Regions from separate parts of the Mus musculus genome. Here region 1 is linked to region 2. The links are chromatin loops, found by intact Hi-C in ENCODE. Cell type or tissue: left cerebral cortex. All regions are shown on one strand. Each heading gives the region's core, and the rest is flanking DNA. Links, peaks and the distances in the headings are about the cores only.

Region 1 (11,194 bases), core at 4,752-7,251, 830 kb after region 2:
AACTGCAATGGTATCGGTACAGAGACAAGTAGGTAGATCAATGGAATAGAATTAAAGACCCAGAAATGAACCCATACTCCCATGGTCACTTGATCTTTGACAAAGGAGCTAAAATCATCCAGTGAGAAAAAGACAGCATTTTCAACAAATGGTACTGGTTCAACTGGCAGTCAGCATGTAGAAGAATGCAAATCGATCCATTCTTATCTCCTTGTACAAAGCTCCAAGTGGATCAAGGAGTTCCACATAAAACCAGATACACTGAAACTAATAGAAGAGAAAGTGGGGAAGCACCTCGAACACAAGGGCACAGGGAAATTTTTCCTGAACAGAACACCAATGGCTTATGCTCTAAGATCAACAGTCAACAAATGGAACCTCATAAAATTGCAAAGCTTCTCTAAGGCAAAGGACACTGTCAATAGGGCAAAACGGCAACCAACAGATTGGGAAAAATCTTTACCAATCCTATATCCGATAGAGGGCTAATATCCAATATATACAAAGAACTCAAGAAGGTAGACTCCAGAGAATCAAATAACCCTATTAAAAAATGGGGTACAGAACTAAACAAAGAATTCTTAACTGAGGAATATCGAATGGCTGAGAAGCACCTGAAGAAATGGTCAACATCTTTAGTCATCAGGGAAATACAAATCAAAACAACCTTGAGATTCCACCTCATACTAGTCAAAATGCCTAAAATCAAAAACTCAGGTGATAGCAGATACTGGCAAGGATGTGGAGAAAGGAACATTTCTCCATTGTTGAGACTGCAGACTGATACAACCACTCTGAAAAATCAGTCTAGCGGTTCTTCAGAAAATTGGACATAGTACCTGAAGACCCAGCTATACCACTCCTGGGCATCTACCCAGAAGATGCTCCAACATGGAAGAAGGACACATGCTCCACTATGTTCATAGCAGCCTTATTTATAATAGCCAGAAGTTGGAAACAACCTAGATGTCCTTCAACAGAGGAAATAATACAGAAAATGTAGTACATTTACACAATGGAGTACTACTCAGCTATTAAAAACAACAACTTCATGAAATTCTTAGGCAAATGGATGGAACTAGAAATATCACCCTGAGTGAGGTAAACCAGTCACAAAAGAACACACATGGTATGCACTCACTGGTAAGTGGATTTTAGCCCAAAAGCTCTGAATACCCAAGATACAATTCATAAACCACATGAAGCTCAAGAAGAAGGAAGACCAAAGTGTGGACACACTTATCTTAAAATGGGGGACAGAATACTCACTGGAGGAAATACAAAGATAAAATGTTGAACAGAGACTGAAGGAAAGACCATCCAGAGACTGCCCCACCTGGGGATCCATCCCATATACAGTTGCCAAACCCAGACACTGTTGTGAATGCCTAGAAGCGCTTGCTGACAGGAGCCTGTCAAAGCTGTCTCCTGAGAGGCTCCGCCTGACAAATACAGAGGAGGATCTCACAGCCAACCATTAGACTGAGCATGGAGTTCCCAATGGAGAAGTTAGGGGAAGAACTGAAGGAGGTAAAGGGGTTTGCAACCCCATAAGGAAGAACAACAATATCAACCAACCAAAACCTTTCCTCCCACTTCCCCCAGAGCTCCCAGGGACCAAACCACCACATGGCTCCAGTCACATAAGTAGCAGAGGATGGCCTTTTTGGGCATCGATGGGAGAAGAGGCCCTTCGTTCTAGGAAGGCTTGATGCCCCAGTGTAGGAAAATGCCAGGGCAGGAAGCGGGAATAGGTGGGTGGGTGGAGGAGCACCCTCATAGAAGCAGAGGGAGGGGGGAGGGGGGAGGGGATGGGGTTTCTGGAGGGGAAAACAGGAAAGGAGAATAACATTTGAAATGTTAATAAATAAAATATCCAATAAAAAAATGAAAAAACAACAAACAAAAAAGTAAAAAATTAATAATTGAAAAAATATAAATTACAACTCTAAATCGAATTTTTCAACAAGATTTCTATCTAGGGTAAGTAAGAGGTTTCGAATAAAAAGTATGTGGGGAGGGAGATACTAGAGAGATGGTTCAGTGGTTAGGAACTGAAAGAGAACCCAGATTCAGTTCCCAGCACCAGCATAGTGACCCATAACCATATGTAACTGCAGTATCAGGGGATTAAACGCCCTCTTCTGACCTCTACATGCATCACACACGCACATGGTACATGGTGTGTGTGTATATATATATATATATATATATATATATATATATATATATATAAATATATAAAATAAAAATAAGTAAATCCTAAAAAGCAAAAGGGACAGATCATTCTACATTCTTATAGCAAAAAAAAAAAAAAAGAAAGAAAAGAAAAAAGAAAAAAACTGCTCTTGCTCAAAAATAAGGATTTTAGAGAAAAATTAAACTTCCTTTCAAATTTCACAACTATTTTACTAAAATATCACATTTGCCTTTACTAGAAAAAAATTGTATAAAACAATATGCCTACATGAACAAAACAACATTTTCTAAGATATTTTGCATTCTGAATCCTATTAACTTTGCTATTCAGTCTTAATGCTTTACTAAATCTCTTCCACTATTCATTTTAGGCTGAAATTTTCAAATTTAATTGATCTGAATAACATTAAAATCAGAAAATCCCATGATCTTTAGTTTGATAACCAATGACTTGTAATTGGAAAAAGACTTATAAGTCTCATTTAAGAATGTAATAAATAGACATTTAAAATTCTACTAGATTCTTCACCTTAAGTGCTGCACACTCAGAACAGATGTGATTTTCAATTAGTACCAAATTCCTATCTTTACCTTAAAGTCAACAACAGGAGACTCAGTAAAGCAAGGGCCTAAGTTAGATCTCCAGTATTCATAAAAGCCAGCCATGACAGTGCACCTGCAATTACACAGGCAGGGACAATCACACGTGCCTATCAGCACATTAAAAACTTACTAGCTACCTAACCTCTATGGTTATAACTCAAAAACTAAGATGGAGAGTGATATAGGAAGATAGCCAGTGTCAACCTCAGGTTCTGCACACTGTGCACACCTGTACAGAGATCTACACTCATACATAAATATGCACACACAAATGTAACACAAATACTTTAAAACATACCATTGTGTCATTTTCTAACTTTCAGTCTTGTTCATTATAAAACTGCTCATTACAATTATCATTAAAACATGTTCACACTTAGAGTATCTTTTTTTAACCAAAAAAAAAAAAATCAATTAACCCAGTTTCTAATTTTAATACCAGGTAATTAGGATTTGATGAAATTCATTTGTATAATGATGACCAAGTGCTAAGTTTTCCTATCCTTCATTTTACATTTTTCCATAGATCTTTTATGAACAGGTCTAGTAGGGATACAATAAAGATAATTTTCCATTGAACAAGACAAAAACAAAATAAAATAATAACAACAAATAAACATACGTGTTTTGCTCACACAGGAGAAACACACTCTGAAGGGCATATCTGAAAATCATAACTAACTTACCCACTGTCTGTTTGTCTCTCTCTCTCTCTCTCTCTCTCTCTCTCTCTCTCTCTCTCTCTCTCTCTCCTTCCTTCCTTCCGTCTGTTTGTTTGTTTGTTTGTTGTTGTTGTTTGGTTTTGTGAGACAGAGTTTCTCTGTATAACAGTCCTAGCTGTCCTGGAACCTGCTTTTAAACCATCCTGGCCTTAAACTCACAGAGATCCTCCTGCCTCTGCCTCTCCACCTGGCACATGAAGTCTTTTACCTTTCATTAACTTTCCCAGGTTATTGCTCTGGGTTTCCTGCCTTGGCTTCCCTTGATGATAGGCTTGAGCCAAGGAACCACATCCTCCCCAAGTTGTTTTTGTTCTGCATTTTATCACAGCCACAGAAAGAAAAACAGAAATAATATAAAATGACAAGAACTATTACGCTATGTGTGTTCAATCAGAATAACCACAGAGGTTAACTGCAGGCCATATGAGAGGAAGAAATCTTCCAAGAAAGAGGAAATGGAATGTAGTGTTAAAAAGTGATAAAGGAAAAGCTAAATAAGATGAAACAAGGAAGATGATAGGAGGGCAAGAAAAGGACAGAATATGGGATGGGAAAACTAATTCTAAGGACGTTTTGAAAGCTAAAGGGAACCTACTACTGTAAAGCTTCCTAAAATTATATATGTATATTTTAAAAAAAGGAATTTAAATGGAGTCATCACATAGTGGAGGAGACAGTGCCCCAATTACATATCTTATACTGGTCATTCTCCACAGTTTGATGGTAAGCTGAAGACACCACTTACTATACCATCAAACCTAAGAAATTAAGCTGAAGCCCAACTAGAAGCTTCACCCCACTGACAGTCTTCGTGGCCCTGAATGGTACTTTGCATGCTACCAGAAGAGAAAAGTAATCATTATCACCCAATTAAAAACCCTATGACCTGCAACAGTGACCTACCTGCAAATATACTAGTGCAACAGTGCTGCCAAGGCTATAGGGGTGGGTAATCAGTAACTTTACAAAATAATTTCAGGCCCACGCTGGGTATGAAATGGATCCCATATCTGACACTACTAAAGTAGCCAAGAACCTGAGACTAGACAGGTCATGGGTCCTAGCAAAAAACAAACAAACAAAAAAACCTACTACTATTATTCTGCTAAAGGAACATGGCAACAAAATGACTTCTAGTGATATAGTGCTATATCAGTACTCAACCCTTATCAGAAAAGTTTCTTGTGGTAGACAGTAATTAACATAGAGTTAACTGAACAGTGTTGCCAAGAGTACAGAGTGAGAAACTTTGGAGTATCCAGTCCTAAATGGAATGTCTCTATCAAACCCTTCCCCTCAAGGCTTGGGGATTTATTTGGAAAAAGAAAGCAGAAAAACTGTCAGGGCCAAAGATGGTAGATGACTCCGAGGAAACAGATCTTCTATCTTTCACAAATAATAGGGCTGATACACATATGAACTCAAACAGAACACACAAAGCCTGCACAAGTTCAAACCAGAAAATATCATCATGGAGAAGGAGAAGTGAACACAAAGGCTCACCCCTAATTCAAGAAGCTATCTGTAATTGATACTGCCGGGAAAGGAAAATCCATTACCTCCAATGGAGTATCACTGGGTATACGAAGCCTGCTCCAGGCAGGCCCCATGGCTGGCAGCAGCTGACAACACAAAATGGACTCAATGTTTGATGGGTGGGTAGGTGGGTTGGTTGGTTTGTTTTTGGTCTTAGTGGATCTGTTGCTATTGTTGTTCGTTGGTTGGTTGGCTTGATTTTCATTATTCAGGGGTTTTTTTTTTGGGGGGGGGTGAACTTGTGTGGGTAAAGAGGTAGGTAGAATTTGGGAAGCATATGGAAGAGAGGAAGAATATGATCAAAATATATTGTCTAAAAAATATTTTTAATTTAATTAAAATGCATGAATTTTCTAGTTCTAAAACACATATATGTTTAAATTTGCAATACATATACAACTGCTTCTGGGTATGTGAGAAACTCATATCTGCACATTTTACAAGGTTTTCGGTAGTTTGGCTAGTTGGTTGGTTTGTTTTTGTTTTTGTTTTAATTGTCCTGGTCACTCTTCTCTCTGCCTAGAGACCTACCACCAAGTATTGGGGACATTTCTGATTCCATACCTACTAGTATGCCAAATTCAAGTGACTAGCACCATAATCCTAAGCATAAATTATTATAATTACATGATTATATAGTCAGTTTTATGGAACAGTATGTTTTAATAGTTGTGTTTTGGGACTCCTTGAGGTTCTCAAACTATAATATGGAATATAACATTAGGAGTATGGTGTTATGATGAGAACTGACTCGCACTAAACTTTGAGGTAAGAAAGTACAAAATTGGAACATTTTGTGGAAGTCTACATTTTCTTGAGAAAGTGGTTAAGTTATCAACTGAACCATATGGAACTTGAAAAAGTCTATACTAGAAGATTCTGGGTATTAAAAAAGATTATTCCTTCATGATTCTTTTCACATAGAGACTTCAATCTGTCAGGCCATTCTGATCTCACTGACTATAGTCTAATCTCAATTATGTAAGTCCCTGTGAGGAGTTGAGGAAAGTGAGACATCCTTGAAGGCCTGCAGGAGAGCTGCTGGATTGAGAATGAAGGAATATACCATCTTACCAGATTTTAAGATTAAAACATTTCTCTAAGTACATAAAGTTGATTTCAGAGCAGAGCTGGCCTAAAATGCAATTCCTGCCACCACAAGAAATAGGTAATGAAGAATGCAATGTCCTGCAATCCAGTAACTACCATGAGTCAGAAGAGCTCAGGAGGCATCCTGGGAAGATGGTGTATGTGGGGTGTCTTCATGAAAGGCAGGGCATGAGTCAGATGACCTTTGAATACTGAATAGTAGACAGAAACATGGAAAGAAAACTGCATGTAGAAATGTCCCCAACCATAAAAGACAGTCAGGAAGAAGTCTGACTAAGCAGATGCGTGTCTGAAGGAATGAGGAGACTGTCATATCTACCAGGTCAGAACTAAACTTTAACATGTCCCACCTAAGGCACAGCATGTATATCTCACTTTTCTTTCTTGGGTTTTTTACTCTTTGATTCACTCAGTATCCTTATGGTATCCCATTTGTAAATATATTAATTTACTTGTGACTTACACAATTGTTATCATGGGTTTCTCGAGTCCTCTACAGATTATAACTTAGTATAAAAAACAAACACATTTATATTTGGATTGTCAGGCAAGGTCATATTATATAAATGTTTACTGAATCAGAATCAATGAGTAAGTATTCATAGATTTTTAAATAGTGTGTTGTCTTGTGGGGCTTCTTTTTTAAGAAAAAAAGAATATTATAAGACAAATATACTCAATTCCAAGATAATATTACTAAACCACAGTAATAAAGACAGCATGACTGGCACAAAAGCAGACATATAGATTAGTATAATAGAATACAGACCCATACGTAAGTCCACATAACTTCAACTACCTAATTTCTGAAAAGAGGTAAATAATATACTTTGGGGAAATGACAGCATATTCAATAAATGGTGTTGAGATATCTGGATATCAACATGAAGAACAATGAAACTAGATCTTTGTCTGTTTTACCTCACAAAAGTCTCTAAATGGAAATTATCACAACGTAAGACCAAATACTCTGAAAAAACTAGAGAAAAGGGTTATGTTTCAACACATAGGCTCAGGTAGACTCTAAGTAGGAATATGGAAGTGAAATGGGATCTCATGAGACAAACAACAACAACAGTCAGAGTGGCTGAGACCAAAAACTCGAGTAACAGCACGTGCTGGTGAGGATGTGAAGAAAGAACACTCCTCCATTGCTGGTGGGAGTGCAAGCCTGTACAACCACTCAGGAAATCAAACTGGCAGTTCCTTAGAAACTAAGAAATAGTTCTACCTGAAGGCCCAGCTACCACTCCTGGGCATATACCCAAAAGATGGTCCACCACACCACAAGGACACATGCTCCACTGTTTCATATCAGCTCTATTTGTAATAGCCAGAAGATGGAAACAATCCAGGTGTCCCTCAACCAAAGAATGGATACAGAAAATGTGGTTCATTTAATGGAATACTACTCAGCTATTAAAAGTGAATATATCATGAATTTTGCAGGCAAATGGATCAAACTAGAAATCCTTAGTGAGGTAACCCAGACCCAAAAGGACCTGCATGGTATGTACTTAACAAGAAGGAAGGCCCAAGTGAGGATGCTTCATTCCCATGGAAGATGGAAGAAAATAATTACAAAAGGCCGCAGGGGTAGGGGGAGCAGGTTGGGAGATGGAACCCGAAGAGACCACTTCCAGTAGATAGACAGGGCCCCCAGTTGAGGTATGGGGCCACCTTCAAGCAGTGTATGATTCCCCAACTACAAAAATAAAATTATCTTGTGCTCTGGTATTGTTGTTAAGAAACTGTTATATTTGTGACTTATAAATCATCAATCTAATATTTAATATAGGCTCTGCTATCTCCATGCACAAAAAACATGGAGACCAAAAAATGCTGAAAGCATTATATGACCCAGAGCATATAACACTTCAGTTGTGCTAAGGCAGTTGCCTAAGGCCAGTACATATAGATCACACATATGAAAATAAAGAAAGCAAGTCCCATCTGGAAATTCATTTGGCCTCTCCAATCTGAATGCCAACCTTCAATCCCTCTAACAGAACAGTAAAACATACCTACCTCATTGCAGAGGGTAGCAATGGGAAGCTAAACAACAGGACCATGACAGGTCAAAGTGCCTCAGAGGCTTGGAGGCTGGTATAGCCCTGAGCCACTTCTGCTATTACAGCATTTTCTCTGTAAAAACAGAAAACCTCTTTCCTGCAGCTGCTCTCCTGGACACCTACTCACTTGCTCTGAATGAGCACTGGGATAGTACAGGTGCTACTCTGCATCTTCACACTGTCTTGATGAGAACTACAGAACTGGAACTCCTGCTCAGACCCTTCTGAGTTTACAACCCAGCCCTAAAAGGGGTCTGCTCTAATGATAAAAAAAGGACCAGAAGCTCTAAAAACAGGATTTAAACTACTCACAATCATTCAAATGCTGTGACCCACTAGTAGCTCTGGTTTCTAAAAGGATTAGCACTTTGAAACAATGCTATCAAAAGAGACAAACCCCTCACATGCAATATAGGGAGCTTAGAAAATAGTTGTGTCAAGAGACAACCATCATAGTCTGAAGGAAAGAGGGGAAAGGAGGGAAGGAAGAGGAAGAGAGAGAAGAGAAGAGAAGAGAAGAGAAGAGAAGAGAAGAGAAGAGAAGAGAAGAGAAGAGAAGAGAAGAGAAGAGAAGAGAAGAGAAGAGAAGAGTTAGCCAGTCTATTCTTTTAAAACAGAATCCAGATCTCCCTGGAAGGCACACACAGCCCTGGAAGCAAGTAAGGTACCTGTACATCTTCACCTATTTTTTTTTTCCTCCAAATCCAATTCCCCAGTATCACTTCAAACTCTATAGCAGATCACTTCCTGCAGGCTCCTCTTCCTCTCTGCCCCATCTCTGGCAAATCATGCACATCTCCTCCACCTTCCTTCCCACTCATCCCCTTGTCTTATCCCCCCAAAGCAGCAATCATTCTCTAGGATCCCTCTGGTGAACTCTGCCAGAAAAGCCAATAGGTTAGGGGAGGAGGTAGGAGAGTTTCGGATCTTCACTCTCCATCCTCTTCTTCAAATCTAACCCCAGTCCCATCCCCAGCATCTTAGCAGTATGCCTGCTGTGGCCTCTCCTCACTCTCTATCCTCAAGCAACTAAGCAAATCCTGAAAGACCGTGCTTTATCATGTGAATTCCCTAAGCTATTCCTCCAGACCCCATTTCTACGTGTCAGCTCCCAATGCCTAGAAACACATTTTACCTGGAACCCTTAGTGGCCACACCTAGCAGGAGACCAGTTGAGAAGAGGTTTGAAAACAAGTAGTTTGGGTCTGGAAATGTAGCTCTGTTGTAAAGCACTTACCTAGCATATATAATAACTGTCTGGCTTTGAACTCTTGTACATCTTGAAAATCCCTGTGTCCCCACTGCTACGGTAATGGTAGCCATGCCCATTTCATAGCACTGTTTGGGAGAATTAATGAGGCAATGCACATGTAATGCAACCTCTAACTATACCAACAAGGGGGAGAGAGCCATGCTGCCAATATGTGCTTCTTTGTTTTACTAACTTATAAGACTGGTAAGGAAAAAGTTGATAAAACAAAAAAGCTGCGATTTATTTTAAGTTCTAGAAAAGTAAAGGAAAAGAGCATTTTTTTTTCCTCTGTGCTACCATGGGGCAGGAGCAGTGAAGACTGCTGAAAGGCAGCAATTTCTGTCTGTCTGCACTAACACTGTTTCCTCTCCTCACCCCCTTTCACCTCATTTGGCTTTACTCTTCTGTCTCCAGAAGAGTAAAGCACATCTCCACAAAATTCTGCCTTCTAACGGACAGTTCCAAGTAATTCTGGAAACTAATGTTTTTCACAGTAAAATCAAGTAAATTAAACAGACAAAGCTTCCTTCACTGCAACACTGAACACTTAATATTTGCTGGGTTCCAGCCTATGTGGCATAGACAGAAAAGTGAACAGATTTCCACGACAGAGGAGGTCAAACAACAACACCCAGGTACACAGTTATAGATCTTCTGATAGGGGCAAATACGGAGGAGAAAAAATTAGGTAAGAGTACAAGGGAGGATGAGGTTAGTATTCTCTAACAGGTGATCAGGAGAGCCTCATTAGGAAAGTGGCATTTTGGGCAGAAATCCAAAGGTATTAAGGAAGCGACTGACATAGCAATCTGGCAGTACACCAGGACAAGGGCCAGAATTTCCTTGTTGTTCATGAGAAATAATCACAAAATCTGATATTAAAGTTAATTAATTGGCAAAACAGAGGAAATAAAATCTGAACTGGACTTAGAACTTTGCAGCTATTACTATAATTAAGCTTTAGAAGCCCTCTAAGAGTTGGGATTTGAACAGAAGGGTAACACACTGCAGCTTACTTGTAATTGTTTGTTCTCATCACTATATTAAAGGAAGAGACAGAGTAGCATGCTATGAATAGAATACAGGATTCTTAACACTGACAACCTACGATCAGAGATGATGAGCACAATGACAGTAAAAAGACACTGAAATTGGACTGTGTATATAAATTTTAATGTTTAATTTTTAGATAATTTTGATTTATAAGAACTTTGCAGATACATAATTACCATTACCTCTTAAATAGATCTTTCTTATAGGTAATATTTTTTGATATACTTAGCATAATTAATAAACCTAACCATGTGCTTTTGGGTTTGAGTTACCTCAGTCAAAATGGTACTTCTAGTTCTATCCATTTGCCTGCACAATTCATGATGCACTCATTTTTAACAGCTGAATAGTATTCCATTATGTAAATGAACCACATTTTCTGTATCCCTATTTCAGCTGAGGGACATCTGGGCTCTGACTACTATGAATAAGGCTGCTATGACCATAATGGAGCGTGTGTCCTTGTGGTATGGTGGAACATTTTTTGGGTCTATGCGCAGAAGTGGTAATAACTGGGTCTTCACATAGAACTATTTCCAGTTTTTCGAGGAACTGCCAGATTGATTTGCATGGTATGTACTCACTGATAAATGGATACTAGCCAAAAAGTACAGGATACCCATGATACAACCCATAGACCATAAAAA
Region 2 (11,194 bases), core at 5,421-7,920:
TTTGGAAGCTGATTATGGGATGGATCCCGGGTATGGCAGTCTCTAGATGGTCCATCCTTTTGTCTCAGCTCCAAACTTTGTCTCTGTAACTCCTTCCATGGGTGCTTTGTTCCCAATTCTAAGAAGGGGCAAAGTGTCCATGTTTTGGTCTTCATTCTTCTTGAGTTTCATGTGTTTTGCAAATTATATCCTATATCTTGGGTATTCTAAGTTTCTGGGCTAATATCCACTTATCAATGAGTACATATCATGTGAGTTCTTTTGTGATTGGGTTACCTCACTCAGGATGATGCCCTCCAGGTCCATCCATTTGCCTAGGAATTTCATAAATTCATTCTTTTTAATAGCTGAGTAGTACTCCATTGTGTAAATGTACCACATTTTCTGTATCCATTCCTCTGTTGAGGGGTATCTGGGTTCTTTCCAGCTGCTGGCTATTATAAATAAGGCTGCTATGAGCATAGTGGAGCATGTGTCCTTCTTACTGGTTGGGACATCTTCTGGATATATGCCCAGGAGAGGTATTGTGGGATCCTCCAGTAATACTATGTCCAATTTTCTGAGGAACCGCCAGACTGACTTCCAGAGTGGTTGTACAAGCTTGCAATCCCACCAACAATGGAGGAGTGTTCCTCTTTCTCCACATCCTCGCCAGCATCTGCTGTCACCTGAATTTTTGATCTTAGCCATTCTGACTGGTGTGAGGTGGAATCTCAGGGTTGTTTTGATTTGCATTTCCCTGATGATTAAGGATGTTGAACATTTTTTCAGATGCGTCTCTGTCATTCGGTATTCCTCAGGTGAGAATTCTTTGTTCAGCTCTGAGCCCCATTTTTTAGTGGGGTTATTTGATTTTCTGGAGTCCACCCTCTTCAGTTCTTTATATATATTGGATATTAGCCCCCTATCTGATTTAGGATAGATAAAGATCCTTTCCCAATCTATTGGTGGTCTTTTTGTCTTATTGACAGTGTCTTTTGCCTTGCAGAAGCTTTGCAACTTAATGAGGTCCCATTTATCGATTCTTGATCTTACAGCACAAGCCATTGCTGTTCTATTCAGGAATTTTCCCCCTGTACCCATATCTTCGAGGCTTTTCCCTACTTTCTCCTCTATAAGTTTCAGTGTCTCTGGTTTTATGTGGAGTTCCTTAATCCACTCAGAATTCCTCCAGATTTTTCACCAGAGACAATGAAAGCCAGAAGAGCCTGGACAGATGTTATACAGACACTAAGAGAACACAAATGCCAGCCCAGGCTACTATACCCACCCAAACTTTCAATTACCTTAGAAGCAGCAGGATTCTATTACCTCCGAAAGCCAAACAGACATCCCTGGTCTGGGCTGCTCTCTTGGCTAGAGCTGACCCTGCCCCTACCCCTCCCACTTGGTTTCAGAGCAGTGGCACAAACTAGGGTCAGGTAGCCCCCTTTCCCTCCCTGCTACCTCCTATGGCGGGCACTTTATTGATTGAGCCAACTTCTCAACCCAATAATGTTACTTTAAAAAAATTCTATTCAGAGATATTGTCTGATCTGGTTTATTCCACTTCCCAAGCACTACCTGTCCCAGACATCATTTAATACCATCTCCTTAGTCTTGGTAGAAGCTCGGTAGCAAGTGGAGGACAAAGTGGAAAAATGGCCTAGACAGCCTAATGAACCAGATTGCAGCTTTCATCCACCAGGAAACAATTGTATACAGATGAGAAAATATTAAACATTTCTGACAGTAATTTAATGTTATCCATTTAAAAGTCATCTGATGATTTTAAAAATGGAAAATTTTGTTTCTCATCCCTATCAACAGATATTAAACTTTCCACAATTCCTTATGGCTATGTCAGTCTTGATGATCATAATGCCTTTTTAGAATAAAACTCGGCAGAAAAACCTCCATAATAATCAGGAGGTTTGGAAGAAACAAAATTACTTTTTTATTACAAGCGAATAACATCTTAAATCATTAAAATGTTTCTCCATCCGGCCCATCCATTCTGGCTGGCGGCTAAATCCTGACTGTACAAGTATTTCTAAGCGTGATAGTTTGATGCTGGAAAGAGTGTTGGAACCATCCCTTCTAGGTTTCAACCTCTATTTCTGAAGGAATTTCCCCAAAGTTCCACAGCCAGACGTGGTAGGCTGAGCCTATGACAGTCTGATCCTACCTTCTGAGCTAAGTCATCTGAGGGCCAAACGGCTGGTGACTTCCTCTTGACATTCATCCAATATTCTGAGAAAAATCCCTGTTGAAAGGAGTGTGCTGTGGGTGTCAGGACCTGAGCAGGTGTCATGCACACTGCCCCCAGGTCCTAAGCCTCAGCATAGAGTTGGGGCCGACAGGTAAACCTTAACAGGCTAGTCTGCTTAGAAGACAGGGACTGTAACAAATCCTACTGCTATCAGGAGGCAAAGAAGCAAGAACTCGATCCTGAATGTAACAGAATGTAACAACTCCATGATTTTTGTCCATCCTAACTTGACAATGTGAGAGGTCCTTTGTGTCAATTTTCTGAAAGTTAGGAGGCACTGGCTTCTTGGAACCTAATTCTAAGCAAAAGATTTAAGAGGAGGCAAAGTTTCTTACGTGGCTACTAACTGCTTACATCTATATTTGTGTTTCCATTTAGAGAATACAAAACAAAAATGGTCAGGAGTGTGAACGGGAAACCATGAGTGAGAGACTAAGGGAAGAGTTCTCTGACCTAAAGCCTGGTTCAAGCATCACAACGCATCCCCAAACAGCAGAACAGTGGGAAGGCAGAGTGCAGACCAATCAAAACTAGCCACAACCTGGCACCACGGAGGGAGTCTTATGACAGGAAATTATATGCATGGCGGCTCCCCATAACTGCCCCACCAGCCAAATGAAGCCTGCCCTCATTTACATAGCAGGAATTTCATGCCATGGGGAAATTGTCCACAGAATGGCTGGCTCTAACTAAGCAGAGAACCCCTTCAAAGTGCAGGCCACCACGCTCCATTACCACACGGAGGTGGTTCTTCAGTGGTCGCCATGCCTGCTGTTCTCCTTCAAGTGTACTGAACAAACTCGTTTTCTTTTTATTGCGGCCTAAAGGGTGAAGTATTATGATAATCTGAAAAAAAATCTCTTGTCACAAACAATAGAGAAGCCGGACGTGTGTTTTTCTTGTTGTGGAGTAAAGTCACACCCAGAAGTGGATGCTGGGTGAGGCAGGAGCAAACCTTCAAAGGAGAGTTGATTGACCAATGCCTTAGAGTCAGAAGTCACCATCTCTTCTCTCAGACCAGGAGGACTGAAGAGTAGGAAGGAAAGCAATTTCAACTTGAAGAGATTTCTAGAGAAGGGTATTTGTTGAAAAGAGATTCAGGTTCAACTTTGTGAGGAAATCTTCGGCAGGGCTCAGCGCCCTCCTTTGCAGGGACTTCTAATGGAGACTGATTCAACCACCCAGATGTGGAGAGTTCGGAAGGCAGGTTTACTGTGTTGGGGAATGAAGGAACATGTGTGTATGGCTCTCACATCTTCCCGGACTGAGACGAACACGAGGAGGGGGGGGGTGTTGGCTCTCAGCTCCCCTCCCCCTTTCCTCTTTGACCCAGGCTAAGCTCTTAGCACACACAGGACGGTGACCCTTACATTCAGGGGGGGGGGGTCTTTCCCCATCTCTTAATCCTCTCTGAAATGGTCTCAGAGCTATACCAGCAGCTTTTCCTTTATCTCTCAGGTGAGTCTTAATCCAGTCACGTTTCCAATGTTGACCCAGCTCACCAATAGTGTCAAGTCTAACTAATCGAATGCTGCCCAAGAGTAACGATGGAAGAAGACTTCACTTAATATCTCGTGCTGACTCTAGCAAGATACCACACACATTTCCAACCATTTTCCAAAATTCAAACCACTAAATGTCTACTGTGTACATTTAATTAACTGTGATGCAGCTTTCTATGGGGGAAAGAGCTCACCTACCTTTTTACTGGATTAAAACCATTGCAAATTTTTTTTTTTTTTATATCTGAGCCCACTCTTGATTTTCTCCACACATTTGTTACCTGTGGCCTCCGTGTCCTCTAAACCTTCTCAATTTGAATTTTGTCTTCTTGGTCTACCCAGATCCAATCAACTTCTATTAACTACCCTTTCTCTGTGATTCCGAGAAAGCAGAACCCGATGGGAATGATGTTTTCAAGTGTATTGATTGCCCTCTTACACGATTTAAGAAACAAACCAACCTGCTGTGTTGTAGTTATAATCTCATGTCTGAGTGATCTTTGACCTCTGAACATTATGCGTCCGTAACATTCGAGGACTCTTTGTCTCTAAGATGTTTAGTGTCTGGGGCTGAAGAGATGGCCCAGCTGTCACTTACTCTTGCAGAAGACCTGGATTTAATTCCCAGCACCCACATTGTACCTCGCAACTGTCTGCAACTCTATCGTTAGGGACCTAAAGTCATCTGACTTCCACAGGTTCCTGCATGCATCACACACATACACACATACAACCACACCACACCATATCACACCACACCACACACACACACACACACACACGGGTTGGGGGGGGGGAGAACAAATTAGTTTTTAAAAGAAACTTAATATTCAAACAAGGAGAATGTTATCAACCAAAAATTGTTGGAGACAATATTAACCTCATTAATTCATTCAGTACATGTTTTTGTTGATTGCCTCTTTTGGCTCAAGTATAATATGATAGCTTGGTATCCGACTTCATAGCACTTAAAATTTGGGCTTAGGGACAGATTCTGTGTAAGTAATTATTCAAATGATTTGTGGTCAGTATAGCAATAAGGAAGCAGTGCATAGGAGAAGGACACATGCATGTGGTAAGCACAGATCACCGAGGGCATTTTAGGTTGTGCTTAAATGTGCACACTGTGTCTCAAACACCAAGGAAATTTACTGAAGAAAATTGATTAAGATTGCAACATTCTAAATTAACTAAAAATCCATTCCAATGGCTAGATGACTATTGGATATATAAAAGAAGGATACACGATGGCTGTAACTCACATAACCCGGATATGTTACAGAACATGTGATGTCAATGGTAATAGAGAAACTATATAGACTTAGGAGACTTTTAGAGGGTAGAACCTACTGTGTGTGTGTGTTTAGTGTGTGTGTTCTGTAGTGTGTATTGTATAGTGTGTATGCGTGCAGTGTATGACTTTTGTAGTGTGTATGTGGATAGTGTATGTGTTGTATAGTGTGTGTATGTGTGCGTGAGTGTAGTGTGTTAGGTGATGGAGACAGAAGAGAGAGGCTAAGGTTGAAGGTGATGTATGTGTCTAGATTTAGCAGCTGTGTGATGAATCCTTGGAACTGGAGTCACAGACGGTTGGGAGCCACCATGATTGGGTGCTCTCTGTTCACCTGTGATTAAATGCTTATCTGAAATGATTCCAGAAATGAACGGTTGCCAACCTCGGCTTCCCTAGTCTTTCTTTTTTTATTATTATTATTTTTTTATTTTTTATTACCCACCCCCCCAATCCCCTACCCACCCACTCCCCCTTTTTGGCCCTGGCGTTCCCCTGTACTGGGGCATCTAAAGTTGGCAAGTCCAATGGGCCTCTCTTTGCAGTGATGGCCGACTAGGCCATCATTTGATGCATATGCAGCTAGAGACAAGAGTTCCGGGGTACTGGTTAGTTCATATTGTTGTTCCACCTATAGGGTTGCAAATCCCTTTAGCTCCTTGGGTAATATCTCTAGCTCCTGCATTGGGGGCCGTATGACCCATCCAATAGCTGACTGTGATCATCCACTTCTGTATTTGCTAGGCCCCGGCATAGTCTCACAAGAGAGAGACAGTCTTTCTTTTGAACCTGATATTTCTCTAGTCTTTAGAAAGGTATTCAAGCATGCCTTCCAAGACTGCAGTATAGCTGGGCTTGCTACTCATTTTCAGAAGGACACAGAATAATGCCAAGAACAGGGTCTGGAGGAGAGTTCTTAGTGTTGCTGGCTATAAAAGGAGATGGAGGAGTAGAGAAAAGGCAGCAAGCAGGCATCAGAGGCAGGCCTTCCTATTGATAAGGGAACAGTTTGCTGAAGGTCCTAGGAGGACGTACCATAGTATTTCAAGAATTGAGGTTGTAGCAAGGCACACGTGCATCTGTCCCTCTGTGCCCAGATGGACTCTTCATCACAATAAAGGAAACCTTCCTCCAGAAAGTTTAAGAACTGGGTGGAGCTTCAGAGTCTCTGATGCTGGATTTTTTACAACCTACCCCATGACATTTAATTCAGGAGCCCATATTGTGTGGCCAATGACTCTGCACGACTTACCAACTAATGAGTAGATTTAAAAAAGCAAAAAGCAAACCCAAACCAACCAACCAACCAAAAAAAAAACCCCATCAAAATATTTCTAAAAGTTTTAACTTTCTGCCACCCTCAGTGTCACATCCCTCTATCCTACAGGCTGGCTGAACTCTTTATAAAAAGCACTAGATGGCAGCAGAGGTTCTCCTTCGTGCCTTGGAGAAAGTGCGCCTGTACCATTTAGGGAAATGTCTGAAGTCTAGCTTCCGGTGGTACCTGAGTTAAAGGCATATGAAGAGAATCAATTATAGCAGCTTCTCCATCAGTTCACCACGACGCCAGTTCAGCGAGTTTCCTGAGTGCACTTGTTTGAGGAAGTCAATACACAGTTTCTTTATAAGCCATGAAATTAATTTTCTTTAGACTCAAGATTTTCCTTACTGAATGCCATCATTGCATAGCAGGTTAGTCCTTCAGAAACAGAAGCCTGCCCTTAGATATTATTTCACCCCCCCCCAAGAAGGCAGCAAATATTTTAAAAGTAGATTATGAAAAGGAAAAATAACGATAATCCAAACTACAGATCTATAAATAAATATTTACAGGTAATTCTAAAAATACTGGCAGCATCGGCCTCTCTTCCAAATAAGCCTTAAAGCAAAGCACTGAAGGGCAGGCACGGTGGAGTTTCTGTTTCTTTAGGAGTAAGCCATCAGTCTTGCTGGCTGTTCACCCCCTAGACTTCCTCACTGTCTGTCTCATCTCCTGAATACTCAGTATATTAAACAATTCTTTCTGTACTTAAACTCAGGTCCTTTCCAATTATTATTTCATGCATGCATCTCAATGCCTGCATGGTATTGTATGTGTTTGTCTGATGCTTGGTATTTCTTACTAGGTGGTGAAATTCTTACTGTTATTTGCATAATGCATTATAGTTGACAGATTTTTCATATCTAGTATTCTTACATTCTTTATCATACTATGTTATGTAATAATAATAATATAATAATAATAATAATTTTATTATGACTTTTTTTTTTTACTGATGAAAATAGAGGATCAGAAAGGCTAATTATCTTACCCAAAGTTCACACATATTTTAAATGAGAACATGTTGGTATAGGCTTAGGGTCTTTTACTTTAAAGCTTTGGAACTTTCTATGATTTCTCATGGCCTTCAAAGGCAGTTTGGTTAAAGATTGTGTTCATTTATCTACAGAAGCATAGAGGTGTATAAGGAGGAAAGATGCCAACCCACTCTGGGCATTTTACAAGGGCAGTAGTGGTATCAGTGTGGGAAGTGGTTTGGAGTCAGCAAGGAACAATGCCTAGTTCTTGGCTGTATGGCGCTGTCAGTGGTTCAGGACCAAGAGATGGGCTCAAGTGGTGGTGATTTTCAGAGGTACTTAGCTAGACTGAGCAGGCTTCGGTGGCTGACTGGGAATAGACGAAGATAGTTAAGCATGACATTTTGGAGGAGTAACAGGCTGCTTAGAAATGAAGATGTTTGTTGACATCGAAATTTCAGTGGAGGAAACACCTAACTCCTTTTTCTGCATTAGTTTTAGCATTTTTCCCCCCCAAGCTGACCTATTGTCTCCAGGAGGTCACCCCGTTTTCCCAGCTTTGGTCTTGAGCTTCCCCTGTTTGCCCACAGTGATGACTGTAGGCACCTGACACAGCTTCTGTTGCGTTCTGCCTGTACCATGGCACTTGCCTGTGGCTTTGGCTCTTGGCTTAGACTTTAGTAGTTTTGACTGAAGCAGTAATGAATTTGCTGGTTTGGATATCCAGTTCAGCATGGGAAATGATTTTTCTCATTAAGAAAAAGATAATTCCATACCACAAGCAATATGTCTAAACCAAAGATGGAGGAGGAAGAGGTTAGGATGTGTTTAGCCTCTAACTCAAGGTGTGTTCTCGTTTGAAATACATTGCTCTCTAGACCAAGGAAAAGACTACATGTGGTCAGAATCACAAAGGATAATATTTTAGAAATCACAGAGACTGCCAGATACCTTGAGGGAACGGAAAGAGAACAAGATAAAATGGGAAATATGATTGTTTCCAGAAACAATAAATCACTGGCTTTATTTAAATCATAAAAATTGTTACTGATTAATCATCCCACTGTTTATTCTACGGAACATATTGATTACTGGGGATATAGAGATGAGGAGGATATTGATCTCTCACAGCATCTTTGGGGGAGACAGAAACATGGGGCAAAAGATCATATGATGTGTCTTGTGTTATAGCAGAGGTGTGTAGATACTGCTATGGGAATACCGATGAGAGAAATTAATTCTGTCCAAGTGTGTGGTCAGGGCCAGATGCAGACAGGAAGTGACATTTGAGCTGGTCTTTAAGTAATGAATAGGAACTCCCCCAGTAATCATTAGGGGGACAAACCAGGAGCGCAAAGCAGAGAATCACGTTATGAAAGAATCACAGCACCCGCCTGAGAAAAAAATTCTCACGGGGTAGACTCAGAAAGGAGCTGGCCCAGAATCTTTAATAAGAAATCACAATGTAGGTTACCAGGAGATTCTGGAACACATTTTGAAAAAACATGGTTTATACACACTCAGAGGGAAATATAATCGTTGTTAGGGACTCATGATGTCAGGTAGGAGGTATGTGTCCAATAAATATTAAATAGAAAGGAAAAATCAGCGAGGGAGATTTCTAGTATAAAATAAACATCTAGGTAGCAGAAGTGAACAGCTGGAACCTGTTTTGGAAATAATGCCCTCTGCCTACTGCGATTATGTGCATGCTCCCAAGAAATGAACTAGAACCTACGTGGCCAGAAGAAGATGATAATAAGCGATATAAAGCGTGACTTGAATATGTCAAGATGTTGGGTTCAGGGAATCGAAATGTAAAGACATCCATTTTTAAGACTGATTTAGAGCTAGCTGGATTGTCGTTACAACGACAATCTCAGTGAATCCCAACATATATAAGAACATTGAGACCACATAAAGGCAATTTTGAAAAACAAGGACTAATGGGAGAGACTTCTTGTTCATGGATATAGATTAAAATAGCTGAGATAGAATGCTATTGAAACCAGACCTTAAAGATCACTAGAACACCAGAAAGAGCCCAGAAATTAATTTTAACTGCCAGAGAATAAGTCACAGAAACTAACAGCAGAAGTAATTTATTCTGTAAGTGACACTGACAGAGTATGTGAGCCATAAAGATCACAATCACACCTCTATGCTGAGCTGCACTTAAGCACTTGATGTTATTGTATTAGTCAGGGGTCATGATCACAAGACAGACGGACTCTTCAGAAGAGCGTTTTATTATAAAGATATTACCCAGAGTCTGTCTGAAGGTCCAGGCTGGAGATACGGTCTGCGGGAGCAATGGCTAACAGTAGAGCGTGAACTGGTCCAGTGAACAGTAGAGTGATAATCACAGCTGACACTGTTACTTGGGGATTCAACTTTGCTGCCACTCAGCCCTGAAATGCTATGTTTCTCCATCAGCCGCAAGCTGATTGCCACCAGAGACTTTCCCCTAGCTGGCTCTTCAAGATTGAAGTCTCTGGTGGGTGAGTAAATGTGGTTGGACTGCAGGCCTATGATAATGCAAGTGGACATTTCTTTCTTTCTCCTTTGAATAGAAAGGACCAGAGACTGGGCTCAGTGTGGGTGTTTGAGATATTCTGGATCATTCTCACAACTTGAGGATGGCCGGTAGGATTAGAAGACACAGTGTTAGCTCTTTTGTTCAGAGAAGAAAACCAAAGATGAAAAATGTTTATAAAAAAGTCACCAAGTCTCTGAAACCAGGAAGTGATCAAGTAAGGATTTGAAGTCTTTCTACCTCCAAAACTCGTATGCCACTGGCCAAGGACACACTGTATGATGACACACAAAGGAGGAGTTCTTGGGCAAATCCTAAAAACACAGTTTTCAAGTTCAGCGAAGCTGGAACAGGGCTCCTTGAGAAGGAGCAGTGGACAGGATGATAGTGTCAAAATTTATTGTGTCCACCTCAAACACAGATTGAACATACAGACCCCAATGTGATGATATTTGGAAATGGAACCATTGAGAGAGAATTAGCTCTTAATTTTGGAGTCCCATGATGGCATTAATGCACTCATAAAGAGAGACACAAGAGAGAAGGTAGATTGTTCCCTCCATCTTAGGATCCAACCAGAATATGACCATCGTTAAACCTGAAAGAGACACTGGACCCAACAGTCCCTTGATCTGGGACTTTCCAGCTCCTCAAAGCCACCCAGTTTAAGGTGCTTTGTTATAGCCACTTAAGCTGATTAACACAGGGGGTGTGGTTTGGAATCCAGAGCAGAAGAGAAGAAATGAATGGCGAAGGCTATTAGATTTATGGCCCCACTGTGTTTCATGTGAGGAAGAACCCAGCACCAATAATTACCCACCAGTGTCTTTTCTGAAAACCCTTCATCTCTGATCTTCCCTCCTCTCCTCTGCCTTGCTCACCTATTCCCTTTCCCCTTCTCATAGTACATAAACATATCTACTGTAACTAAATGTCCACTTAGGGGAGGAGCAATAGGGATATAAAATGGTGAGGAATTGTCTTATATGTGAGGGGAGGAATTGGAATATGTTACTGGTGGGTGAGCATAAGGGAAGACAGAAAAAATGTTTGCAAGCATCTGGAAGGCAGCATGTGAGACAGAAGTTAGAAGTTTTCCTCTATCTCTCCCATACTCCAGAAGTGAGAAAGAAGGCTCCTAGGCTGGAGTGAGGTTTGCACTCAGCCTTTAAAACATATCTGCCACGGTTTGAGAGCCATATATAAAGGCAATGGCCAAAGCAGGGGGACATTGACACAGACTCCCCCTGAGTTCCACAGGAGGAAATTCTCTGTGGAATCCAGGGGCTCAGGGAAGTATGACTGAGAAAAGAACG

Evidence for each region. Peaks named below come from ENCODE experiments on the same cell type or tissue, not always from the same donor. Only the 100,000 strongest peaks of a DNase experiment are listed, where the experiment ranks them.
Region 1: a loop joins it to region 2, with 3 times the contacts of the local background. A loop is called at or near these places in 13 of 42 quality-filtered maps.

Annotation. Positions count from the first base shown.
Region 1 is chr9:53,126,726-53,137,919 of GRCm38, forward strand. All of the region lies in intron 16 of Ddx10 (DEAD box helicase 10), which reads right to left. Among named protein-coding and RNA genes, the nearest start is that of Ddx10, 120 kb to the right of the region's middle. In left cerebral cortex, for the core only: no CTCF peak of the experiment used is centred there; a DNase peak (open chromatin) is centred at 6,211.
Region 2 is chr9:52,292,015-52,303,208 of GRCm38, forward strand. No RefSeq gene overlaps it. Among named protein-coding and RNA genes, the nearest start is that of Gm25562, 6.4 kb to the left of the region's middle. In left cerebral cortex, for the core only: a CTCF peak has its summit at 6,451 (motif pointing right); DNase peaks (open chromatin) are centred at 6,508 and 6,963.